3 separate regions of the Homo sapiens genome follow, and regions 1 and 3 are each linked to region 2. The links are chromatin contacts, found by Hi-C or POLR2A ChIA-PET in ENCODE. All regions are on one chromosome and are shown on one strand. The core of a region is the stretch at or near the end of the contact, and the rest is flanking DNA. Distances in the headings are between cores, read along the strand shown.

What was found. Hi-C counts contacts between places; a loop is a spot of excess contacts on that map. ChIA-PET counts read pairs that join two places held with the same protein, here RNA polymerase II (POLR2A). Pooled maps may share reads with other maps.
Region 1: a map with no recorded cell type shows a loop between it and region 2 (12-fold over the local background). The contact joins two enhancer-like sites. A Hi-C loop is called at or near these places in 8 of 37 single-sample maps with no recorded cell type and 5 of 50 pooled maps.
Region 3: a loop to region 2 is called in a pooled map, with 4 times the contacts of the local background. The contact joins two enhancer-like sites. A Hi-C loop is called at or near these places in 1 of 37 single-sample maps with no recorded cell type and 2 of 50 pooled maps. POLR2A ChIA-PET finds 5 or more read pairs at or near these places in 1 of 52 experiments (A673).

Annotation. Positions count from the first base shown.
Region 1 is chrX:11,361,281-11,365,414 of GRCh38, forward strand. The region is part of intron 1 of ARHGAP6 (Rho GTPase activating protein 6); the gene reads right to left. Among named protein-coding and RNA genes, the nearest start is that of MIR548AX, 45 kb to the left of the region's middle. RefSeq lists a silencer at 1,880-1,969. Within about 2 kb of position 1,876, at least 3 of the 41 ENCODE cell types and tissues checked have a DNase peak (open chromatin) inside an H3K27ac peak, as active enhancers do.
Region 2 is chrX:11,791,384-11,795,796 of GRCh38, forward strand. No RefSeq gene overlaps it. Among named protein-coding and RNA genes, the nearest start is that of MSL3, 35 kb to the left of the region's middle. Within about 2 kb of position 1,593, at least 5 of the 41 ENCODE cell types and tissues checked have a DNase peak (open chromatin) inside an H3K27ac peak, as active enhancers do.
Region 3 is chrX:11,420,888-11,425,191 of GRCh38, forward strand. All of the region lies in intron 1 of ARHGAP6 (Rho GTPase activating protein 6), which reads right to left. It overlaps LOC124905246 (a long non-coding RNA gene), which reads left to right. Exons shown (of 2, transcript XR_007068392.1): 1 at 1-4,304. Among named protein-coding and RNA genes, the nearest start is that of MIR548AX, 100 kb to the left of the region's middle. Within about 2 kb of position 2,629, at least 4 of the 41 ENCODE cell types and tissues checked have a DNase peak (open chromatin) inside an H3K27ac peak, as active enhancers do.

The DNA of each region.
Region 1 (4,134 bases), core at 626-3,125, 430 kb before region 2:
GCATGGTACTGGTACCAAAACAGAGATATAGATCAATGGAATAGAACAGAGCCCTCAGAAATAACGCCGCATATCTACAACTATCTGATCTTTGACAAACCTGAGAAAAACAAGCAATGGGGAAAGGAGTCCCTATTTAATAAATGGTGCTGGGAAAACTGGCTAGCCATATGTAGAAAGCTGAAACTGCATCCCTTCCTTACACCTTATACAAAAATTAATTCAAGATGGATTAAAGACTTAAATGTTAGACCTAAAACCATAAAAACCCTAGAAGAAAACCTAGGCAATACCATTCAGGACATAGGCATGGGCAAGGACTTCATGTCTAAAACACCAAAAGCAATGGCAACAAAAGCCAAAATTGACAAATGGGATCTAATTAAACTAAAGAGCTTCTGCACAGCAAAAGAAACTACCATCAGAGTGAATAGGCAACCTACAAAATAGGAGAAAATTTTTGCAACCTACTCATCTCACAAAGGGCTAATATCCAGAATCTACAATGAACACAAACAAATTTACAAGAAAAAAACGACCAACCCCATCAAAAAGTGGGCGAAGGATATGAACAGACACTTCTCAAAAGAAGACATTTATGCAGCCAAAAGACACACGACAAAATGCTCATCATCACTGGCCATCAGAGAAATGCAAATCAAAACCACAATGAGATACCATCTCACACCAGTTACAATGGCAATCATTAAAAAGTCAGGAAACAACAGGTGCTGGAGAGGATGTGGAGAAATAGGAACACTTTTACACTGTTGGTGGGACTGCAAACTAGTTCAACCCTTGTGGAAGTCAGTGTGGCGATTCCTCAGGGATCTAGAACTAGAAACACCATTTGACCCAGCCATCCCATTACTGGGTATATACCCAAAGGACTATAAATCATGCTGTTATAAAGACACATGCACACGTATGTTTATTGCAGCACTATTCACAATAGCAAAGTCTTGGAACCAACCCAAATGTCCAACAAGGATAGACTGGATTAAGAAAATGTGGCACATATACACCATGGAATACTATGCAGCCATAAAAAATGATGAGTTCATGTCCTTTGTAGGGACATGGATGAAATTGGAAATCATCATTCTCAGTAAACTATCGCAAGAACAAAAAACCAAACACCGCAAGTTCTCACTCATAGATGGGAACTGAACAACGAAAACACATGGACACAGGAAGGGGAACATCACACTCTGGGGACTGTTGTGGGGTGGCGGAAGGGGGGAGGGTTAGCATTAGGAGATATACCTAATGCTAAATGACGAGTTAATGGGTGCAGCACACCAGCATGGCACATGTATACATATGTAACTAACCTGCACATTGTGCATATGTACCCTAAAACTTAAAGTATAATAATAATAATAATAATAATAAACACTGTAATTCTATATTGTGATTTGCTTCCCATTTGAAAAAAAGTATTTCCTCCCTTGTCTTCTAAGAAGGTACTCCTTGAGGGATTTTATAGAGTTCAGATTTGCTGTCTTTCTCCTGCCTCCTTCGGCACCAGTCAAATCATTTTGTAAAATTCACTGGGATTAACAGGCATTAGTAATTTGTTTATCGGTCACATAGATAAAATTTGCCTTTGAATTTTATATGAATACTGTCCACAAACACAGAATGTTTTTTCTATCTTTTCAGTTGACTAAGAAAAAAACTACACACATGCGCATATAAAAAGCACTGTTTCCTTCTGATACTTCATTTGAAAGCCCCTCAAAAGCAGAAGAAAAAAAATAAAACCATATGAATTAAAGTTAAGGTAGAGGATTTTTCCAACAGCATCATTTCTGCTGGTTACTAAGTTCCACAAATAGCTAATGAGGCCAACCACCTTTGAAATCAAAGTGCTGTGCCCCATCTCCTAATGGAGCCACAGTATGCTAAGGGAAGTGAAACTTCTAGAGTCAGCACCCAGATGGTGTTGACAAAGAAACCCACGTGCATGGTGCAGTGCAGACTATTTTTTAAATTGGCCTCAAACTCTAAAAAGCACACAAACACACATTTGGATCACCTCTGTTCCACCACACAAAACAGTCCCAGTTTGCGTGACTCCCCACTGCCTGGTTCACATGCTGAGTAACTGGATGCTATTTCAATATTTAGCTCAGGCCAACAACATTAGCAAAGCAGATTTTTCTCACCTTATTGCCCATGGCCAAATATATAACTTTGAGGTGGTCTGCGCGGTCTGCTTCTTTCCATATGAGTATAACATTGACCTGTATGCATATGATTCTCAGCAATGTAGAGGTAACTGCTCACATTTGTATCTTAGTAAGAGGGAATTGATGAAGCAATAAATGTTTAACAGCTAGGTGTCATCTCCCAGCTGTGTATGAATTTCTGTTATAATATCAATGACAAATCATTGACTAAGCTTATCTTATAGACAGAAGTCCACTGAACTTGCTTTTAGACAACCTAAGTCGAAATTACTTTTCTGAATGTAAATTAATTCAGCCACTGTAAAAAGCAGATTGGCAATTTCTCAAAGCATTTAAAACAGAACTACCATTCAGCCCAACAATCCCATTATTGGGTATATACTCAAAGGAATATAAATTGTTCTATCATAAAGACACATGCACATGTATGTTTATCACAGCACTATCCATAATATTCCAAAGACATGGAATCAACCTAAATGCACATCAACAGTAGACTGGATAAAGAAAATGTGGTACATATATTCCATGGAATACTATGCAGCCATAAAAAGGAACAAGATCACATTCTTTGCAGCAACACGGATGGAACTAGAGGCCATTATCATAAGTGGAGGAACATAGGAACAGAAAACCATATACTGCATGTTCTCACTTGTAAGTGGGAGTTAAACATTTAGTACACATGGATACAAAGAAGGGAACAACAGACACCAGGGCCTACTTGAGGGTGGAGGGTGGGAGGAGAGTGAGGATCGAAAAACTACCTATTGAGTACTATGTTTACTACATGGTTGATGAAATAATCTCTACACCACAGCCCCACAACATGCAATTTACCTATATAACAAACCTGCACATGTACCTTTGAAACTAAAAATGTTAAAAAAAAAAAAAAAGAAATTACTTTTCCACCAATAATTAGCCATGTGACCTTGGAAAACTTAATTAACTTTATTAGCAGCCTCAGTTAGTTGCCTACCCAACAGTGATTTCCCCTTCCCTCCTTCTTCCAAAGAGAGGTCTAATGTTATTTGGCTATTCAACCTTCCGCCACGTGACCAAGGGTAGATGACCCATCCCGGCTCCAAAGATAGATCCTCATTATGTTTGGTCCCTTGTGGTTACACTATTCCATTTGCCAGGAATGTTTTAAGAAGGGAAATGCATATCAGATTAAGTTTGGTTGCATAACTACAAAAAAGAGCAAGAAATAAAAATAACAGTGGTCTTAAATAAGATGCAAATATAATTCCCTGGGGAATTATATTTTATATACTGGAGAAAAGAAGACAGGTGTTAGGCAACAGGGGGCACCCTGTTCAGGAGTAGATAGATGCATCAGGGATGAGGCTCTCAACTAGCTTACTTTTCTGCCATTTTGCTGTGCTGTCTCAGGTCCGGCACTGCTGCTAGGAGCCCTGGACAACTTCAGCCAACAGGAAGCCCTTACTGCAGGGGACTTAGTCACATGATGACAGTTAGCTATACAGGAGGTAGTGAAAGGAAGGTGGGGGAAATGCAAGGAGAAGGGGAGACAACTAGTAGTCATTGTCACAGCATGTGGCCCAATTCCCGCCTATGAAATATGAAGCTTCCGGGAAAGTCTCCTGCTATGAAAGAGAAACAAAAAGAGATAAACTGTACTTCTCCCTCTGATCAGTGTCACATCTCAATGTGATGTCTGAAACTGATGCAGCCATCTTGGTACCAGCCTGAGAGCAAAGCCAACAATACACAGAGCAGGACAGAGCCTGCAGAGAGAAGGACCCAACATCCTGACATTCTGTATGGTACCCAGATCGTAGGCCATGCTGGACTTCTTGTCATCTTAGATGGAAATTTCATTACTGTTTATTTCCAATGGAGGGGGAGTCTTCTGTTACTTGCAGACAAATGTCTTCAAATTCATTCGACCTATCCAGTAGGCCTTACAAAT
Region 2 (4,413 bases), core at 343-2,842:
AACTCTCCACATGGTGATTCAGGGCTCCAAGAGGGAAAGCAGAAGCTGACAGGCCTCTTCTACCATATTGTGCTGCCAAAGCAAGTCACAAGACCACCTTATATTCAAGGGAAGGGAAAATAAACTCCAGGTCTTGATGGCAAAGGCAGACTACTTGGCAGCCATATTTGCAGGGAATATACCAAAACTTAATATAAATTCCTTTAATTTTCTCCAGGAAAATCAGATATTGAAATTTTACATATGTTATTTATTGTGCCATAGTGATAGTGAGGGTAAATAATGAAATGTCTAGTGTATTAGTCAGCAGATATTTTCTGTCAAGGGCCAGGTAGTAAATATTTTAGGCTTTGTGGGCCATAAAGTCTCTGTTGCAACCACTCAACCTCTGCCATTGTAGTGTAATAGCAGCCAGAGGTAATACATAAATGAATGGGCGTGGCTATGTTCTAATATAACTTTATTTACAAAAACAAACAAAAAAACAACAGAAAAACAGGTGGCAGGCAGGATTTGTCCTGTGGATTTTATTTTTCTGACCTCTGGTCTAAATAAATAGTGTTTTTCCTGCATTCTAAATAGATTTAAAATGAATTATGAGGCCAGGAGCAGTGGCTGATACCTGTAATCCCAACACTTTGGGAGGCCAAGGTAGGTGGATCGCCTGGGCAACATGGAGAGACCCTGTCTCTACAAAAAAAAATCCAAAAATTAGCCAGTTATGGTGATGCACGCCTGTGGTCCCAGCTGCTTGGAAGGCTGAGGTGGGAGGATTGCTTGAGCCTGGGAGGCAGAGGTTGCAGTGAGCTGAGATTGTGCCACTGTACTCCAGCCTGGGTGACAGAGTGAGACCCTGTCTCAAAAAATAAAAATAAAAAATAAAGTAAAATGAATTATGTAGGAATGAAATCTCTGATTCTAATAATACCCACATAAAGTATCTGAAACTAACTGAAGTTAATACAAAAATGATCACATAGTGAGCTTGTATTTGTTATTTTCGTATCATCTGCATCATCCCCTACTAATAGCATCAAGCACCATGTATTGAATCTGTTTATTACTTGAGGGTACACATGGAGGCACAACATTTTTCCTTACTTAATTACCATTGCTTTTTAGATTCCATAAAATCATTTAATGTCCTGGGAAAAAGGATATTTGATAACGTGAAATGCTATTTGGTAAGCAAAAGACAAACAGTGGGATAGTTGCTATTTGCAGAACACATTTACTAGCTTTATGTTCCCATGACACCAAATATTTGAGTTCTTGGGTTCTGAATAATGAATCAAAAGGAAAGTTATGACTTCAAAACCCTCTTGACCACTTTTTAGTAGTTAGTACTTTTTTTAACTTCTGCACTTTTCAGCAAACTCTTAACATCTCTTATTTCATTGGTGATACTTTGGTGCTTTATGAGGTCACATTTTATTTTTTCCTTGCAAATGAGACACCAGCATAGAAATACTTCTCATCTTGCTGCCCTCTGGGCTTTGTTTTTCTCTAATGTTGAATGACAGATACTAACAGTCTGTAAGAGCTAGTGTGAAAATGCTGCCTTTTGTGGTTGTGTCGTCATATTTTCCAGCCTGCCACCCGGGCCAGGCTGTCACCACGCACCTGCAGAGTGAAGGAGTTTCAGGCACGGTTCCAGGCCTCTGCTTCCTGAGATGGTGCAGCAGAGGTTTGGAGGGAGGTGCGTGGCCCAGTGTGCTCCCCGGGGGAAATTGTGAGAAAAACCCACGTCTCTCTGGAGAGTTGCTTTTACAAAGTACCTATTTGGTAAGTGTGAAGGGACTTGATTAACTTCTCTTGTGTATCCTTGTCCATATAGCTCATGTGTTAAAATAGCTCTGGGCATTCAGTGTTCATTGCTTCACACAGACAACATGTGAACTGCTTTAGACTGAAAATTTATACATCACTAGAATAGCAGTTGTTGCCTGAGCTCCTCCTACTCCTGCCATAGAAGTTATCTCAGCTCCTCTGCCTGACATGAGTCTGTTGAGGCTCAGAAAGCAATACCCCAAGACTCATGCTTTGACATGCAGAGAGGCGTCAGAATCAAGGTCCCTCTTACCTTGTCTTGTCTCCCCCTGCCTCCCTCTTGTCCCCCAAGCTCTGGGAGGGACTGTCTCTGGAATTTCCTTATCTCACTAAGAAAGCATCTTTCCAAAAGAAATGTAATTGTCTTAAACCGCCTCCCTAGGGATCTCATCAAATATCTAGGAAAGATCAACCATCTATGAAGATAAAAAACTGGGAGTTAGCACCAGACCCAGACAGACTTTTCATCTATTCTTCTGAGGGCAGCTCAGAAAGATGACCTGGAAGACTCCATCTGCATAATAAGACAACCTTTCTTCCTGTGCACCTCCACCTCTCACCTTTCTTAGTGTCTGTTTCTCACCTCCACCGTCCATTTATTCTCCCTAATGGTTTACTGCCCCCGAAAATAATTGTCTAAATTCCCCGATGATATGTAATCATGTTTCTTGATCCCAAATGTCTCAAAATGGTGTCACTTATGACAAATGGCTCAGCCTACAGTGAAATTGCTGACCCCTCAGAGTGATAAGCATATGTATAGAAGATGTCACCTGCTGTGGCCAGGCACTGCTGAGACCTGACAAGCGAGTGAAGCCAAAAGGTGGCTGAGATCATGGCCATGGAGGGCCATAAAAACCACAAAGAAACTGACCACGGTCAAGATGCCAGCAGAAGCTCTGCACGTGGCAACTCTGAGGCCTCTGTTCCATCGGCAGGGGCTGTAGGAAGGTCTGCTGGGAGAAGAGCAGTGACAGTGACACCCGCTCCAACCCCGACCTAGGAAAAAATAACAGGACCTGCTGGATTGTCAGTCAGCATGCTGGCCTCCTAAGATAATCAAGCTGTGACCCTCCTCTCTCTCTTACTAGTGCCCTTGTGTGTTGAATATATTTGCATGATTGTAGGCATGTGAAAGCCTCACAATAAACCATGGATTCATCAGCATTTAATTGGCCACCTACTCAGTGTGAAGCCTCCTGGCCTCAGTTAGCACAACGAGGCTGATTTGAACCTGATAGGAGAGCCATCTCTCCGTCCCCTATGAAAAAGAGCATATGGGCTTCTGCGCTGCTGTCGGTCAGAGGGTAATCATTCTCCTGTGGTTCCCCCATGCTATGCGCGTTACAGTAAACTATTGCATGCCTTTTCCTTTATTAATTTGCCTTTTGTCAGCTGATTTTCAGTGAACCTTTAGAGGGCGAAGGGGAAGTTTTCTCTGTACCCCTATAAGTCTCTCCAGGAAATGGCTCAAAAATAAAATAAAAAGGAATAGAATCTATTCCTAACCCTTCTAAATGGATGTTTCCTTTGTATTAACCTTTCATTTTGTGATGTGTTCCTCCACTCCTGAGCACTCAGCCTGAGCACTGGCTCCTCCCCTCTGACTTGATAGGACCAGGCTTCTAGAACCCAGCCTGGAGCCTACATATCTGAGAGGGGCAATTTTTCTTTTATGCTTCTCTTAAGGAAAATCAATCCAAAGCGATGCACACAGACCTTATTCTGTTTCATCGACCAGCTAGCTGATTGGCACTGTTTTGTACATATGAAGTTACCAGGCACTGGGTTTGTTTCTCTAAGTTTCCTTTCAGAATTGTCTCCTTTGGTTCTTGTCCTAGTTCCTTTTCCACCATCTGTTGAAATATCTTCTTTACAGATACCGAAATTGAGACACTAAATATGCTTGTCTGGCTGATGGCTAATGTTGGTGATTCAGGTTTGAGAGGGCAGGCAAGGATCAACTGTGAAACAGAACACCCCTTTTCCTATATTTTCTAAAAGGCATAGAGTAGTTTGAAAATGCCAGTAATAGTTTGTTGAAGACTTAGAAATGGCGATTATTTTATTTCTGTTTCCTAGATTACTGTGTAGGTTACCAGCTAGTAAGGATCCAGGCCTTGGCAGGTGGAAAATGAACTGTTTAGGAGGTGCCGTTCACTTCTCAACCTACTTGCCTTTGTAGAAGCATCGATATGCTTTCCATGGACACTTCACAGTATGTATTTTTGAAAAATTCTTCTAAGAGACTGTTCATACTTTTATTTTTTATTTTTATTTATTATTTTTGAGACAGAGTCTCTGTCACCCAAGCTGGAGTGCAGTGGCGCCATCTCGGCTCACTGCAACCTCCGCTGCCCGGGTTCAAGCAATTCTCTGCCTCGGCCTCCTGAGTAGCTGGGATTCCAGGCACCTGCCACCATGCCCGGCTAATTTTTGTATTTTTAGTAGAGACGGGGTTTCACCATCTGGCCAGGCTGGTCTTGAACTCCTGACCTTGTGATCCACCCACCTTGGCCTCCCAAAGTGCTGGAATTACAGGTGTGAGTGACCACGCCCAGCAACTTGAAATGAATTATTTTA
Region 3 (4,304 bases), core at 1,379-3,878, 370 kb before region 2:
TCTGGCTAAATCAGAAGAGAGGTGGCAAATTAGGCAAGGCTGTTAGACGGTCATAAAGGAAGAAGTTAGCTAATGTCTGACATGAGAGAGAAGACAGTAAACATTTTTTTAACCCAAGATTAGGAAGGGCTTTGGCATTGAGGAGTGAAGAAACAAAAAGCCCAAGATGCTGAGGCTTCTGGAAGGACCACCAACACCCTCTCCAGAGTAATCCCCACACAGTATGAAACACACTGTTCATAACTGTGACTCACAGCCAGGGAAGCTCACTCACATTTTCTCACCTCTATCTCTGAAAACCCAAGAAACTACGAATAATGTATTTTAGAAAGTGCCATACAAAATTGTTCTCAAAAACATTTAAGATTTTGATATCTACTGAGATACAATTAAGTCAGGGTTTCTCTGTCTCAGCACTATTGACATTTGAGGCTGGACAACTCCTTGTTGGGTTGTGTTGTGCTTTGTAGGATGTTCAGCAACATGTCAGGTCTCTACTTAATAGATGCCTGTGGCAACCCCTGCCAGTTATGATAACCAAAAGTGCCTCCAGACATTGCCCAGGGTCCTCTGGTTCAGAACCACTGGTCGATTTTACCTAGAATATGGATACCGAGGGACATATTGCCAGATGACATTATATAGAGGAAGTATTCCTATACCTTTTGTATCATTAGAGAGTTTGGCTGAAATGAACACTGGGTGGTAAAACAAAGGACTGCTCTGAAAACTTGTACTAGATTACCTCAGAGTCAGCTGAGGTGAAGTATTGTATTGCACTTTCTGAATCTACTTTGCTGCTGAATCCTACATTTTGTAGGGGCTGCTTGAGTAGTAAGTGGTTCACCGTGTAAATTAATCAGTGTTTGCCAAACCCAGCTGATATTGGAACCACCCCCAAAGCTTTTTCAAAGGATTGATTCCAAGTCTGGTCCTTAGAGATTCTCGTTTAGTAAGAATTCAGTGAAACTGGAAAGCTAATTTTTAGTCTCGTCTCTCCCTCTGACCTCAATCATCAACTAATAAAGGGTTAAGTTTGGAAAGTCCTAGCGTAACCTAGGGAAAAATACACAGGCAGCCAGATTCATGTTCTCATAAATATTTATTGTATGCCTACCCTGTGCCAGGACCTGCTCTAAGGCAGTGGAAAGACAGTGGGAAAGGATCATTGGGTCCTTGCCCTGAATAAACTTACACACTAGTCAGAGGAGACAGACAAACAATGAATATATAATATAATACCAAGTGGTGATGTGAACAATGAGGGAAGTGGCTAGTGTGATATGATCCAGGGTAACTGAGTGGGCTCAGAAACACTTCAGAGAAAGCAGTCAGGAAAGGCGACATTTTTCCTGCAATTTGAAGGATGTAAAAAAAAAAAGCCTATCACACAGAGGACATTCCAGGCAGAAGGGACAGCAAGTACAAAGGCTTGGGGCAGAAAAGAACTGGTCGCATTTGAGGAACAGAAAGGGCACAGATGTGGCCAGGCAATGATAAGCTTGTGGAGTGGGGTGTGGTATGAGGCAGAGAAGACCATGTAAGGAGCACTTGGAAGGTCAAGGTCATGGATGAAGCTATTATTCTAAGTGGAATGGAAACCAACCAAAGAGCTTAAGCACTGAAATGTCACTATTTCATTACCTTTTAAAAAGATTGCACTGGCCATAGGGACAGCCAACCACTCACTGAGATGGGAAAGTCTGAGAATGAAACAGGTGACAGGGAAGTGAGGAATCAAGAACCCAATGAAGACTTTGTATGACTGGACAATAATTTCACAACCAAGTTGAGAGTCATGTGTGTGTGGTCCAGGGTTATCACAATGTGGGAACAGGAAAAGTAAATAATAAAAGTTCATCACCAGAAAGGACTAGGCAAAGGGTGGTAATTGTTTTCAAATGATTGGCAGAGATGTCTGCTATGCAACATCCAACAGGAATCTGATTTTTTATCAATTAGTAGTGGTACTTAATGAGTGGTTTGAAGGAGGGGAGATGTAGCTTCCTAAGATGATGGGGCTTCCACACCAAAGAGGCCTCATCCAGGAAAATTTCTGCATGCAGCAGAAAAGTAAGCATGCCAGGTTGGGGGTGGGAGTAGAAAAGGTATCTACAATTAGTAGAGGTGTCAATTAAGAGGATTCAATAATCTCTCACATATTTGTAAGTTGAAAAAATTTTGCTTTTATGAGGAGACAAATGACAACCAGAGTAATATAAAAATGGTTTTATAAAAGTAAGTTCTGGGCCATGCCACAGGTCAGTATAAGTTCTGCTGAGTTTCCTAAGATGTCTACACTGTTAGCACCGATGGATGATAACTGATTCATATCAGCATAGGCCTGCAACGGCGCCCAGTTCTGGGCATCTTCAGAATTACCAGAGAGTATCCTGTATTCAATACCACTCAATTATTAAGCAAACTTAATGACTTCAAAGTCTTTGAAAATTGAATGTTCATAGAGAACAAACGTGGAAACTTTCATAGTTTCCATTCTATGTGAAAACAGGTTCTCTGTCAGGGTAAGCAGCTTGGCACTTCTGGTGAGTTCCTTAGGAAGGGGTTAACTGGAGCAAGGGCAGAGTCAGCATCTGATTACAAGGCTGTGGTCAAAAGCACAGATGGTGCAGTGACCACACCAAACAGGAAGTGACATCAGCAGCAGAGGAGCTCAGACTAGACCAGTACAAGGAAGGAGAATGAGCAGCTTAGGACCTCAAAAACTAGGTCTCAACTACTAGATTCATGAAGTCATTCAACACATTTCTACTGAGCACCTACTGTGCTTCCAGCACTCTGCTAGGTGTCCAGGTGACAGCAGGGACAAGACACACATAGTACTACTCCCAGCAAGTTTTCAACCTGCCAGCGAGAGAGAAATGAATGATGTCAGTCCAGGGATTCCTGATGGTGACTGTATAATGGACACTGATTTGCTTTTCTCTGCCCCACTTGAGGGTAAAGACAGGTTGGGGCACCAGGAGAGAAGAGCTTGAGCCTCCTAAGGTCCCCAGTAAGTCACAAGGCCAAGCTTTTAATCCAGATTTTTTTTAGTGTCTTTCAGAAAGACATAAAGATATTGCATTGAACTTAATGGATACTTAAATTTTTAGTTTTTGTCTACACTAGTCAAATTTAAAAGCTATTTGGCCATGCAATTTGACAATACAGATAGTCACATTAAGTCACTGAAGGTCCAACATTTGGTTGTTGGTTTATTACTGTGGCAAAGTGGATCGCAGAGGGATGATTAGGTTCGACTATCCTCATTGTCTAAATGACTCAGAAGAGCACTGCAGGATCAGGGCACCTGGATAAAGCTCTCAGTTCTGTCAGCAGCGACACATGTGCTGCCTTGAATTCTACTGTTCTGAGCTTAGATTTCTTCAATCAGGAAACAGAAAACCTGCATAAGGCAGCAATTGGATTTCAGACTGAAATTGACCTAGACTGTGTTCAAATATTTTGCAATCTGTATAAGACAGTAACAAGGAGGGAAATATCATTATGACTATTTGCTTATTATATAAACTTCAAGAGCTTCTCTAGAAATGCTGCCAGAAAATCATTGATTCATTCATGTCATCCTCATCCTTCATACTCTATCACCTCTTTATCCCATCCAAACTAAGTCTGACAGGTTCTATGTTCTAAGCATCTCTCCAATATGCCAACTGCTCTCAACCTCCTACCCAGCTGCCACCCTAGCATCAGTCATCTTCTCGAATCTCTCCCAGGCCCAAATACCAGGATGCACTCTAGCTCCTCCTCATCCTCACTCCATACTGGGATCATTTCAAAATGTAAATCTGATTCAGTCACCAAAAGGCATCAAGGACAACACCCAGCTGGAAGGACGGAGTCACCATAATCTGAACGTGGGAAAACTGTAGGAGGAAATTTTTTGAGGAGAACATTAGCTGCTAACACACATTATTTTCTGTGTGTGATGATAAAGCAAGAAGACAGTTGTATTATACTTTGAAAATGTCTGTTTATGTAAATGGAGGATGTTCTTGTCTAGTTAATTGCATTTTGCTCTCTGTGACCATTATGACCATTTAAAAAGATGAGTGAGATGTCCATAGCAACTCCTAACATTTTCACTATCTAACTGTCTCTTTGGAAAATTGACCAAATACCTGGAACACAACAGGCATTCAACAAATGTTTATTGAATGAATCAAATGTGAGCCACTGACCTCTTATATGCAGTCTCACCTTGGACAAACGAAAAAGCACTGAAGGAAGAGCATTACATACTTATCCCCGAATTATATTTCAGAGGAGGCAGGAGGTAT